Regions from separate parts of the Homo sapiens genome. Here region 1 is linked to region 2. A link is an interaction called in ENCODE POLR2A ChIA-PET data of the cell type or tissue named here. Cell type or tissue: OCI-LY7. All regions are shown on one strand. Each heading gives the region's core, and the rest is flanking DNA. Links, peaks and the distances in the headings are about the cores only. Region 1 overlaps RABGAP1 (RAB GTPase activating protein 1). Region 2 has its middle 27 kb from the start of CRB2.

What was found. Peaks named below come from ENCODE experiments on the same cell type or tissue, not always from the same donor. Only the 100,000 strongest peaks of a DNase experiment are listed, where the experiment ranks them.
Region 1: POLR2A ChIA-PET joins it to region 2 with 6 read pairs; 2 of 35 experiments call an interaction of 5 or more read pairs at or near these places.

Annotation. Positions count from the first base shown.
Region 1 is chr9:123,072,496-123,077,875 of GRCh38, reverse strand. RABGAP1 (RAB GTPase activating protein 1) reads right to left here. Exons shown (of 26, transcript NM_012197.4): 16 at 4,199-4,324; 17 at 3,448-3,591; 18 at 1,590-1,631; 19 at 1,114-1,242. Among named protein-coding and RNA genes, the nearest start is that of MIR600, 36 kb to the left of the region's middle. RefSeq lists an enhancer at 4,881-5,380. In OCI-LY7, for the core only: a CTCF peak has its summit at 4,206; no DNase peak of the experiment used is centred there.
Region 2 is chr9:123,326,849-123,332,228 of GRCh38, reverse strand. No RefSeq gene overlaps it. Among named protein-coding and RNA genes, the nearest start is that of CRB2, 27 kb to the left of the region's middle. RefSeq lists an enhancer at 4,970-5,380. In OCI-LY7, for the core only: no CTCF peak of the experiment used is centred there; a DNase peak (open chromatin) is centred at 2,767.

The sequences.
Region 1 (5,380 bases), core at 250-5,249, 250 kb after region 2:
TAGCTCAGTCTGACACATAACCAGAATGAGAAGTAAAATATTATTTTACAAAAGCAGAAACTGAGCCCTAAATAAGTGAGTCCAGGGAGGTTGAGGCTACAGTGAGCTGTGACTGCACCACTGCACTCCAGCCTGGGTAACAAGAGTGAGACCCTGTCTCAAAAAAAGCCCCACAGAAAATAAATACAATACAATACAATACAATACAATACAATACAATACAATACAATACAATACAATACAATACAATACAATACAATACAATGTTATGATAACATGAACACAAGAAGATCCTATACCTTTTTACTTTTAAAAAAATTGTGCGAATCACAAATGCCACTTGAAGTGATAAAACTGAGTTTTCTTCATGTATTATTAGCTTTGTTTTAGGGAACTTCTGACCAGAACAAATGTTGAAAGTTAAGGCCAGGCGTGGTGGCTCACTCCTGTAATTCCAGCACTTTAGGAGGCCAATGTGGGAGGATCACTTGAGCCTAGGAGTTTGAGACTAGCCTTGGCAACATAGTGAGAACCCAAATCTACAAAAAAAAGTTAAAAATTAGCTGGGTGTAGTGGCACATACCTGTAGTCCCAGCTACTCAGGAGGCTGAGGTGAGAGGACCGCTTGAGCCTGGGAGGTCCAGGCTGCAATGAGCTATGATTGTGCCACTGCACTCTAGCCTTGTCTCAAAAAAAAGAAAAAAAAAAAAACAAAAACAAAAAACCAGCACAGTAGAAGAAATCATGAAACCTGAAACCTGAATTCTGCCACTAACCAGGTGTACAACTAGGGAACTACAACCTCTTTTTGTTTTGATTTGTCTCAAAACAGGGATATTAATACTCTTCTATAGTTTGGCGGTTGGGGGGACAACGAGATTTCATTCGTAGGATTATAATATATAGGAAAGTATTTTGGGGAAAAAAAGGTTAAGAGTTATATAATACAGAAGAAAACATCATTAATATTATTTATATATTATAAATGTTAACACTAATATGTATTATAAATGTTATAAATATAATACATAAATAATTATGTATTATAAATGATCAGGAATAGTGAGACACTAAGTGAAAAACAGAATCTTAACTAATGCAAAATTATTTTACCTTCATGTTGCAGGCTAATTCCATTAGTTTTTTTGCATTTTCTTCTGAGCGGTATCTCTTAGGAAGCTGAACCCTAAAGAACTTCAAGGCACCTTCAAAGTCTGTCAACAGCAGGTCATCTTTCGAAGTCTTGAAGAAAATACAAACACATATAGAAAAAATGTGTTGCTATAAGGATGCACAAGAAGTTTTTTATATTCTCAGCACTTTTCAGCACTTTTACAATCCCCAGAAGATACTTCTTAGCTTTTGTCAGAGCCACCTGCATACATCCACTGTTAGGGGTAATGCTAGATTTCCAGCACTTTTATAATCCCCAGAAGATATTTCTTCGCTTTTGTCAGAGCCACCTGCATACATCCACTGTCATGGGTAATGCTAGTGCACAGTGACTGCTCAGAATGAGACTACAACCAATGTATTGCAAGTGCAGAGCAGGGAATGACAGATAACTCAGCTAATAAATAAATGAGTACCTTTAATAATCCAAGGGCGACATTAAAAATAACACTTATTCCCTGAAAGAGAACAGACAAAAAGAACACTGTCAGTTTTTATATCTCGACTATTATGCTATTTGTCCTTATACCCCACATTTTTAAAGAAATTGTGAAAACTTAAGGAAGGAAATGCATTATCTCAGAACTACCTTGAAAAATAAAAACTAAAGGGCCATTGAAAAGCTGCTTAAAGACCTAGCTTCCCCTTTTTCTGAGAGAAGAGCTTTTCTTGCCCTGTTCTCATATTCAATAATAAGAAATGCTTTTCCAAAGCATTCCATGCTTCCAAACCAAAAGATCAGTCATAAAGTTGTGATCTCTCAGGAAATAACTCCTGGGGAACTTTTCCTTTATCTTGTGCTGTCCCAATCCATGCACAGCAACCACTCTGTCGATAAGCCCTATATTCCAGAACTGAATCTGCTCAAGGCTCCCTCCATTCTGCAAATCCTGGGGCTAAGAACAAAGGAGAGGAAGCACTAACATCTGTTGATCAAGTTAAACTGCTTAAGCTGCTGGGCCTCAGTTTCCATAACTAATACTCTCCTATGGGTTTTCTGAGATAATTAGCTGAAAAGTTTATGTAAATTACTTAGCATGCCACCTGGCCTTTAGTAGCTACTTAACAGATGGTTGTTTATACTACTAAAAAGCTAGAAACAATTTAAAGGTTTGTGATTAGAAATTGGTTACATAAAGTATAGCACATCCAAATAATGGGATACTTGGCAGCAACTAAGAAAAACGGCATATTTGGTAATATTTATTTCTTCTGTTTCTTAGAATATTTCAAGCTGAGTGGTAGATACAAATTCTTTATGAATTTTTGTATGTTTTGAATATAGCATAATTAAAAAGGATAGTACAGATGTGTATGTTCAAGTATATGAAATTTAAAAAGAGGATACCAAAGAGTATAAATAACAATCATATTTTTAAATATACACATAGGAGAACCATAATATATATAGTGTTCCATCCATATGGAAACCATACTATTCTGTATAGTAATTATACATACACATATATGAACACATAAAAAAGGCTGAAAGGATACTGCTTTTAACCAAACTGTTAAAGGAGGTAACCTATAGACAGTGGGATTTGTAGTATTTTAAATTATTTTTACTTATATTTTCTATAAACATATATTATTTTTATAATTATGTTTTTCTTAAACACACCACACAAAATCCAAAATTACGTCATGGCAAAGACTGTTATTTACTCTAATATCTTATTTTCTCTTTAGTAATAAATCTCTAATTTTTAGCAAATTCCTGCTCAGCTTATTTTTTAAAAAGTCTCCCTTGCAGCTAGGTGTGGTCATGTAACTAAGTTCTGACCATAAAGTGGAAATACTGGATGGAACTTCCAGGAAGTCTCTTTTGAAAACAGAGGAGGCACCCTCTCCCATCCTCTAATCCTCCTGGCTTGAATATGATATAATGGCTGGTGTGCTACTCCTCCATACGGCTAACAGCCAGAGTGAGGGGAAGGCACGCTACTGCCAACATTGACTTTTTTTCACAAGAGAGCAAAAAGCTATTTTTTAAAATCACTGTTACTTTGGGTTTCTTCATTCAATACAGCCAAAACTAATATGAACTAATACAAATGTCTAATTCAGTACGTCTTTTCAGAGTACACCTTTAACAAATACGATCATTAGCTTTAGTCCAAGGAAGTCACTTAAACCTAGATTTCCTAGCAATAAAATAAAATAATTAAAGAGACCAATTCTGTTTTGACAGAGCTGACACTCAAAACAGAATCTGTTCTCCTCAAGTACACTGCAAACAAAAGCCAAAGTGCTGTGGCCTCTGATACATACCTCACATAAAAGCAGGTCGATGATATGGAAGACCATGTAGAGAGGGAATTTTGCAGTGAAAAGAGTAAGAAACCACTGGGAGGCATACATGTGTGCTTCAAGGCTTATATCCAGGAAGTGGTTGTACAGGTCAGGAATGTATTCCTGAAATAGCAAACCAATTAGTTCTGGGCACATATGCATCTGTCCAATTCCCACTAAGGAGGCTCATAAATCTACCAGGAATAGGCCAAAAAAGTAAAATACTTGTGTTTTTCTAAAAATCTCCAAAGTGCTTAGAACACTTATCATCTGGTATTAAGCTGGCACTCAACTCTTTTTTCCAGACCACAAACTTGTTCTAAAGAAAGAGGAATCCCCAAAATGGTGACAAGTATTTGGAAAGCCTGTTTTTCTCTCCAAAGTAAAAAACATTTGGGAAAGTTTGTTTCACTTTTGTTATGAGATTCCTAACCAGTCAGCTTCAGAGCCTTGGGGAGTACTTCTTGACTGAGTTAGCTGTGGAAAAGACCCCTAACAAAGTCATCTGATCTTTTGGGAGTTTATCAGCTCACATCCATGAGGTGTGAAAGTTTAACACTTTGTTAATCTTTGCATCATAATCACATAGTGATAAAGGATAAAAATGAAACCCATCCTTAGCCACGGATCGCTAAGGCAATTACCAATGCTCCCTGGCACCATTTCCTCAATTTGGTGCTCCTTAGTCCTGTACTCTTTTTGTCAAACACAAGCTGGTTTCTCTTTTTACCTGCATGAGGCGCTCCAACTGGTAAAATTTGCAATGCAAATCTTCGAAGTTTTGCTTGAAAAGTTCCCTGAGCCCATAGTCAAACATGATCTTGACCAGAACACTGAATGCCTGTTCTTCAGGCATCTGTAACAGATAGGCAAGTTGTTGGGTAGGGAGGATGGCGGTGGGGAATCACAAAACATACAGAAGTTTTCTCAGGATATTAAATCCAGCTTTATATTATTGCCTTACCAGAAAATTTAGTGCTATGCAGAAACTCAGGCCTAAGGTTGTGTTTAAAACATTTATTCACTCAAACAAGGAATAGTTAACAATGACTACTCTTTGTCAGTATGGTTCCTGTCCTCAAGGAGTCTCTCACACAGCCAGTATTAAAATAACTGTAATAGGAATTAGACATCAGTGATAATACAAGAACAGGAAGGCCTGTATCTGCCTAAGGCAGTCAGAAACAGACTTTGTAGAAAGGACAGAATTTGAGCTGAGCAGAAATAGGCTGATATACAGTGTAGGTGTCATCTTTCCCAAATCCTGGGACCTCTGTTTAACCATTTTTCCTCCCTTAGCTGCTATTTCATTCTAGCAAAATTGTTTTTCTTCCTCACTGTTAAAAATATAGCTTGTTTTAGAAGAACCTTACATATTCTAAGGCTTGCAGTAATGCTTGAAGTACTACAAAAGCCTCCTTCACTTCTATTTACATTTATAATAATACCTACATTTTCCATAGTTTTATGGATAATTATTTCCCTGAGAACTTGGCAAGATATTTTCAAAAGAGAAAAAAGAAGCACTGGAAATGTTATTTAAGGATTGGTGTGAATGTAGCAAGCCTTCAAAAAAGTCAAGAAGGTGGGCAGGCTTCTATGGAACAAGATGATGGAGGCGGGCTGAGCACAGAAATCACTGAGAAGAAAGCAGAACTAAAGAGCAAATCAGATTAAGTAATAAGTGAGAAAAGCATAGCAGATCATTACTGGTAAGTTAAGAGTATCTGGGGCAAAAGCCCAGATCTTTGAAGTCTTTGTCATGGAAGGCAACTTCACTTTGCCACATGCAAGGAGATGTGGCCTAACCCACAGTGGTGATTCTGATGCTAAGTAGCCCATCTCCCCTCACTCTAAACAAGCACTTATAACACTCTGGCAAGCAGCAAGAGTTCAAAACAAGACATGGAGG
Region 2 (5,380 bases), core at 196-5,195:
CATCCCATTTCAGCCTCACAACTCCCTTTCATTACAGATGAGGGATCAATGGCCCAGAAAGGGCGAGCGACCTGCCCAAGGTCACAACGCACTGAGTCTGAGGCCTTGGTATCCATCTTGAACCTGCTTCTGCCAGTGCCCATCTCTGCCAGGCACCCTCCCCACCCCATCTAGCTGCCTAGTCTCCAGTGAGGGCAAACTCTGCCGATATGATCTCTCTGGCCCTTTCCAGCTCTGACATCCTCAGTATTTAAATCAGCACATGAATATTTCACAAGTATCCCGGGCGAAAATAACCCCCTGCCTGGTTATGTCAGGCTGCGGCCCCAGTCGCTAGGCCACGGCTCTCTTGCTATTTGCGAGACATGCAATTCTGCGAGGCCTCCCAGCAGCAGCCCAAGGAATCGATAGTCTTTAAATAAGTAATTAGAGGAGCGGAAGACGTCGGCAGAGCTAGAAGGGAGCAGGGGAATATAAACTCATAACTCTCCCAAGTTCACTGTTAAGAGCTTGGTTCTGTTTTTTGGTCAAGAAATGTGGCAGGGCCTGGGGCAGGGTGAGAGATGGCGACGGTCAGGGGAGAATCAGAGGAAAACAGTCATTGTTGTTATTTATTGGGTACTTCCTATGTGTCAGGCTTTGTCTCATGATTGCCTTACCCAAAGTTCTCCTAAAGTCATTGAGGTTCAGAGAGGGGAAGTCAGTTGCCCAGGGCCACACAGCTGGAGAGTGGCAGAGGCTGCAGCCCGTCTGACCTCTGAGCAGGGTTTCTCAGTCTTGGGTTATTGACATTTGGGGCTGGAGCATTCTTTGTGTTGGGAACTGTTGTGTGCAGTGCAGGGTGTTTTGTAGCATCCCTGGCCTCTATGTACCAGATGCCAGTAGCACCTCATCCCCACTTGTGACAACCAAACATGTCTCAAGATGTCGCCCAATGTCACCTGTGGGGCAGAATCACAGACCACAGTATACAGTCTGTGTTCACTTTGCTGCTCTCTTCCTCTGCTTTTAGGATATGGATTAAAACCCTTCTCTTAGGCCAGGCATGGTGGCTCACACCTGTAATCCCAACACTTTGGGAGGCTGAGGTGGGCAGATCACCTGACGTCCGGAGTCTGCCCAACATAGAGAAACCCCATCTCTACTAAAAATATTTTAAAAATTAGCTGGGCGTGGTGGCATGTGCCTGTAATCCTAGCTACTTAGGAGATTGAGACATGAGAATCACTTGAACCCAGGAGACAGAGATTGTGGTCTCTGCAACAGAGATTGCACCACTGCACTCCAGCCTTGGTGACAGAGTGAGACTCTGTCTCAAAAAAACAAACAAACAAACAAACAAAAACCCTTAGCCTTAGCCTAGAGAGGCAGATCTGGAGACAAAGCTGGCTGCGTGGGAATACCAACTTCTCTACTCACTGGCTGTGTGACCTTGGCCAAGTTGTCAACCTCCTTATGCCTCAGTTTCCCTCTCTGTAAAATGAGGGCCTACACAAAGGTTATCATGAAGTTTAGACTAGTCAATATACCCATGTAACAAACCTGCACATGTACCTACTGTATCTAAAATAAAAGCTGAAGTTATTTTTTTAACGTTAGTATTATATATCCAAAGCATTTAGAACAGTGCCTGGCACGTATGTGTGAACCCCCGTCGTGATCCCAGAGCCTACCTGACCAAGCCCCAGCCCATCTCTGCAGCAACCCTGGTACCTCTCTCCCCATGAGAATAAAAAGAGAAACTGTCCTAGAAGCTAGGGAAGAAGCATCTTTGACAACTTCTGCTGTTCCTACCTTCCCTGATGCACGCTGCTTCCCACCATTCCTGGAGGAGTTGGGAAAACAGCAATAAGGATGGCCTTTGGTCCCAAAGGTTCCCAAGGTAATGACAAAAGCTGCTACTTCCTGTCTCCCTGCAGCTCTCTCTGTGCATGAAGAGGAGGGTAGAGGCACTGCACACTGATTTAACAAACGCATCCGATTAGAACACGGTTCCTTTTATTATCCGGAAAGCTATAAAAATACATAGAAACGAACATATTTTATCACTGGAGTTGGTCTTCACATTTTATGGGTCTGTAGCGGGTGTTTTTGTTTTACCGACATTTGTTAGAAACAAGGTTCTGGAACGTTGTCCTTGTTTGGGTGCTCGTGAGAAATTGTATCCAGAAAGGCATTTCAGGACCTGTCCCTATGGAAACAGCCCCACTGCAGGAGTGTGCGTGACAGGGTGAGTGTGAGTGCGTGTGTGTGTGTGTGTGTGTGTGTGTGTGTGTGTGTGTGTGTGTAGCTAAAGTCCTCCTTTTTCCCAGGAGCAAGGGTGCCTAGGGATTACCTGGTCCAGCCTTCTCATATAGTTGAGGAAACTGAGGCCCAGACAGGGCAGTGCTTTATCCAGGATCACAGAACAACTCGGTTCAGCAACTATTTTCTGAGCGTATTAGTATCACCTTAGCTGCTCTAATAAACACCCCCACCCCAGTAACACAATAGACTTTTCTTGCTCACAGGACAGAGTTCCTGGTTGGTCAATGAGCCTTCCACTACGTGATTCAGGGACCCAGCCTCCCTCCTTATTGTGGTGACACCTTTTCCTAGAACTCAGAATCATCTGCTTTCGTCTGGATGAGGGAAGAATTTGGAGGATTACACATTGAAGGTTTTTATGGTCCAGGCCAGAAGTGGCCCATGTCACTTCCGTCCATGTCCCACTAGTCAAGGCTCAGTCACATGTCATGCCTAACCACAGGGAAGCCGGGAGGTGTCACCTGGCTCTGTGCCCAGGAGGAAGAGAAAGGCTGGTGAACAACTGTCCAGGTCTTGGTGCCTGGGCTGGAAGATGCATGAGCAGAGGAATGAGACAGCAGACCTGCCCTGCCAGAGCTCACAGTCCAGTGTTGTGAGATGGGGATGGGGGAGCAACAGCAAACACAGGTCACTTATGTCCCATGTCCCCAGCTTGAGGTTCAGAATAAGGACCATCTTTTTGCACCCTCGTCCCATTGATCACCAGAAGTCCATTTACTTCTCACAAGAGAGAAGTCCCATGCCAGGGTAAGTTCAAGACTCCCAGTGTCCTTCCTAAGTCAGTCCAAAAGAAGTCAGCAGTCCTGGTTTTTTTTTGTTTGTTTGTTTTCTTTCAGACAGAGTCTCGCACTGTCACCCAGGCTAGAGTGCAGTGGTGCAATCTCTGCTCACTGCAACCTCTGCCTCCTGGGTTCAAGCTATTCTCTTGCCTCAGCCTCCCGAGTAGCTGGGATTACAGGCACCCACCACCACGCCTGGCTAATTTTGTATTTTTAGTAGAGATGGGGTTTCACCAAGTTGGCCAGGCTGGTCTTGAACTCCTGACCTCCTGATCTGTCCACCTCAGCCTCCCAAAGTGTTGGGATTACAGGCATGAGCCACCACGCCCAGCCAGCAGTCCTGGTTTCTAAAAGATTGCAGAGAAGAAGCTGGAAGGTCTGGTTTATTTCCTGAAAGGTCCTATTCATCCTATTCTCTGTCTCAAGCCCAGCAGTATTTCCTTTTTGAGGGGAAAGTTAGGAGCCTGTATCCTGAGTTTCACGTCATTAGATAATGCCACAGGCCTGAAATCCCAACAAAACAGCACTTAAGAGGGGACATAGCTTAGTTCACGTACGCTTTTTTTTTTTTTTTTTTTTAAAGACATTCTCACTCTGTCCCCCAGGCTGGCTGGAGTGCAGTGGCACAATCTTGGCTCACTGCAACCTCCACCTCCCAGGTTCAAGCAATTCTCATGCCTCAGCACCCAAGTAGCTGGGATTACAAGCATGTACCACCACACCTAATTTTTGTATTTTTAGTAGAAATGGGATTTCACCATATTGCCCAGGCTGGTCTTGAACTCCTGGCTTGGATTATAGGCGTGAGCCATGACACATGGCCCGATGTACACATACACACATATTCTCTGTGTATACATACACACACACCTCAGAACCAGCCATCAGACATTCACCCCTTTGGTTGACCAGCATCTATTAGGAGAATCCCAAGATAGTGGAAGGACCCCCCCCCGCCTCTCCCCACAGAAGCTGCCTGGGACAGATCTTCTGTGCTTCCAGTGACTAGAATATGGACGTGCAGCCTAGAGTGTGGCCAGCTGGACATGCCCTCCCAGGACTCTGTAGAGTGACATTGAGGCACAGAGTCAGTCTGCCATTTAAAGGGTGCCGCCATAGAAGGACATCTCGTGCTGTGTGGGCGTCATCTCCATGGCTGGAGGTGTCAGATGGGGCCACAGTGACCAGCTGGCCGGCAGTCAGCTCCCAGGTGGCAGCTTGGCAGATCTTAACTCTCTGGGTTCTCGTCAAGCCTGTTTCTCTAGTTTCTCCGTCAATTGCATGAGCTACCCGATACTTTTACAAACCACTCCTTCAGGTTAGCTGGAGTCCGATACTTTTACAAACCACTCCTTCAGGTTAGCTGGAGTCTGTGCTTGCCACCAGCAGCCAAGCTCCCTGACTGGTGTCACCTTTGTCTTAGCAGTCAACCCACTCCCATTTCCCTTCACTACCAGCTTCCCCAGGGCCACCCCAGACCCAGACGGGTCCACCAACTTCCACCCTCAAGGGAAAGGCCACGGCTCCCACCACCTTCCTCCAGGAGATGTCTGAGCAAATCTCTAATTAACCTGTCTTTTCACACTCCTTCAATATTGAGTCCTCAAGGGGGCTGTGGACAGAACCAATGTAATTGGTTTACTCTGCGATGCTAGATATTTTATTTGATGCATTTGAAAATATGATCCTGAGAGGCTTGGTGTGGTGGCTCATGCCTATAATCCCAGCACTTTGGGAGGCCAAGGCAGGTGGATCACCTGAGGTCAGGAACTCAAGACCAGACTGGCCAACATGGCGAAACCCAGTCTCTACTAAAAACACAAAAATTAGCTGGGCATGGTGGTGCTTGCCTGTAATCCCAGCTACTCAGGAGGCTGAGGCAGGAGAATTGCTTGAACCTGGGAGGCAGAGATTGCAGTGAGCTAAGATCGTGCTACTGCACTCCAGCCTGGGCAGCAAGAGCAAAACTCTGTCTCAAAAACAAAACAAACAAACAAACAAAAAATCCTGAGAAAGGGTCCACAGGCTTCACTCGATGCCAAAGGGGTCGAGGGCACCAAAAAGGTAAGGATCGCTTGGGACTGCAGCCTCCCAAAGGCTCCACAACAAGCACCCCGCTGGCCTTGTGAGATCCCTACTGGTTTGAGGGCCAACCCACCCTCCCCACACCATTCCTTCTCAAAAGCACTTCCTCCTTTTTGAGACCAGCTCCTCTCCCCACCCTGTCTAGGCAGGTGGGCCCTGCAGTTGTCACGTGACCTCATGTTGCCATATGACCTCATGTTACAGGAGCT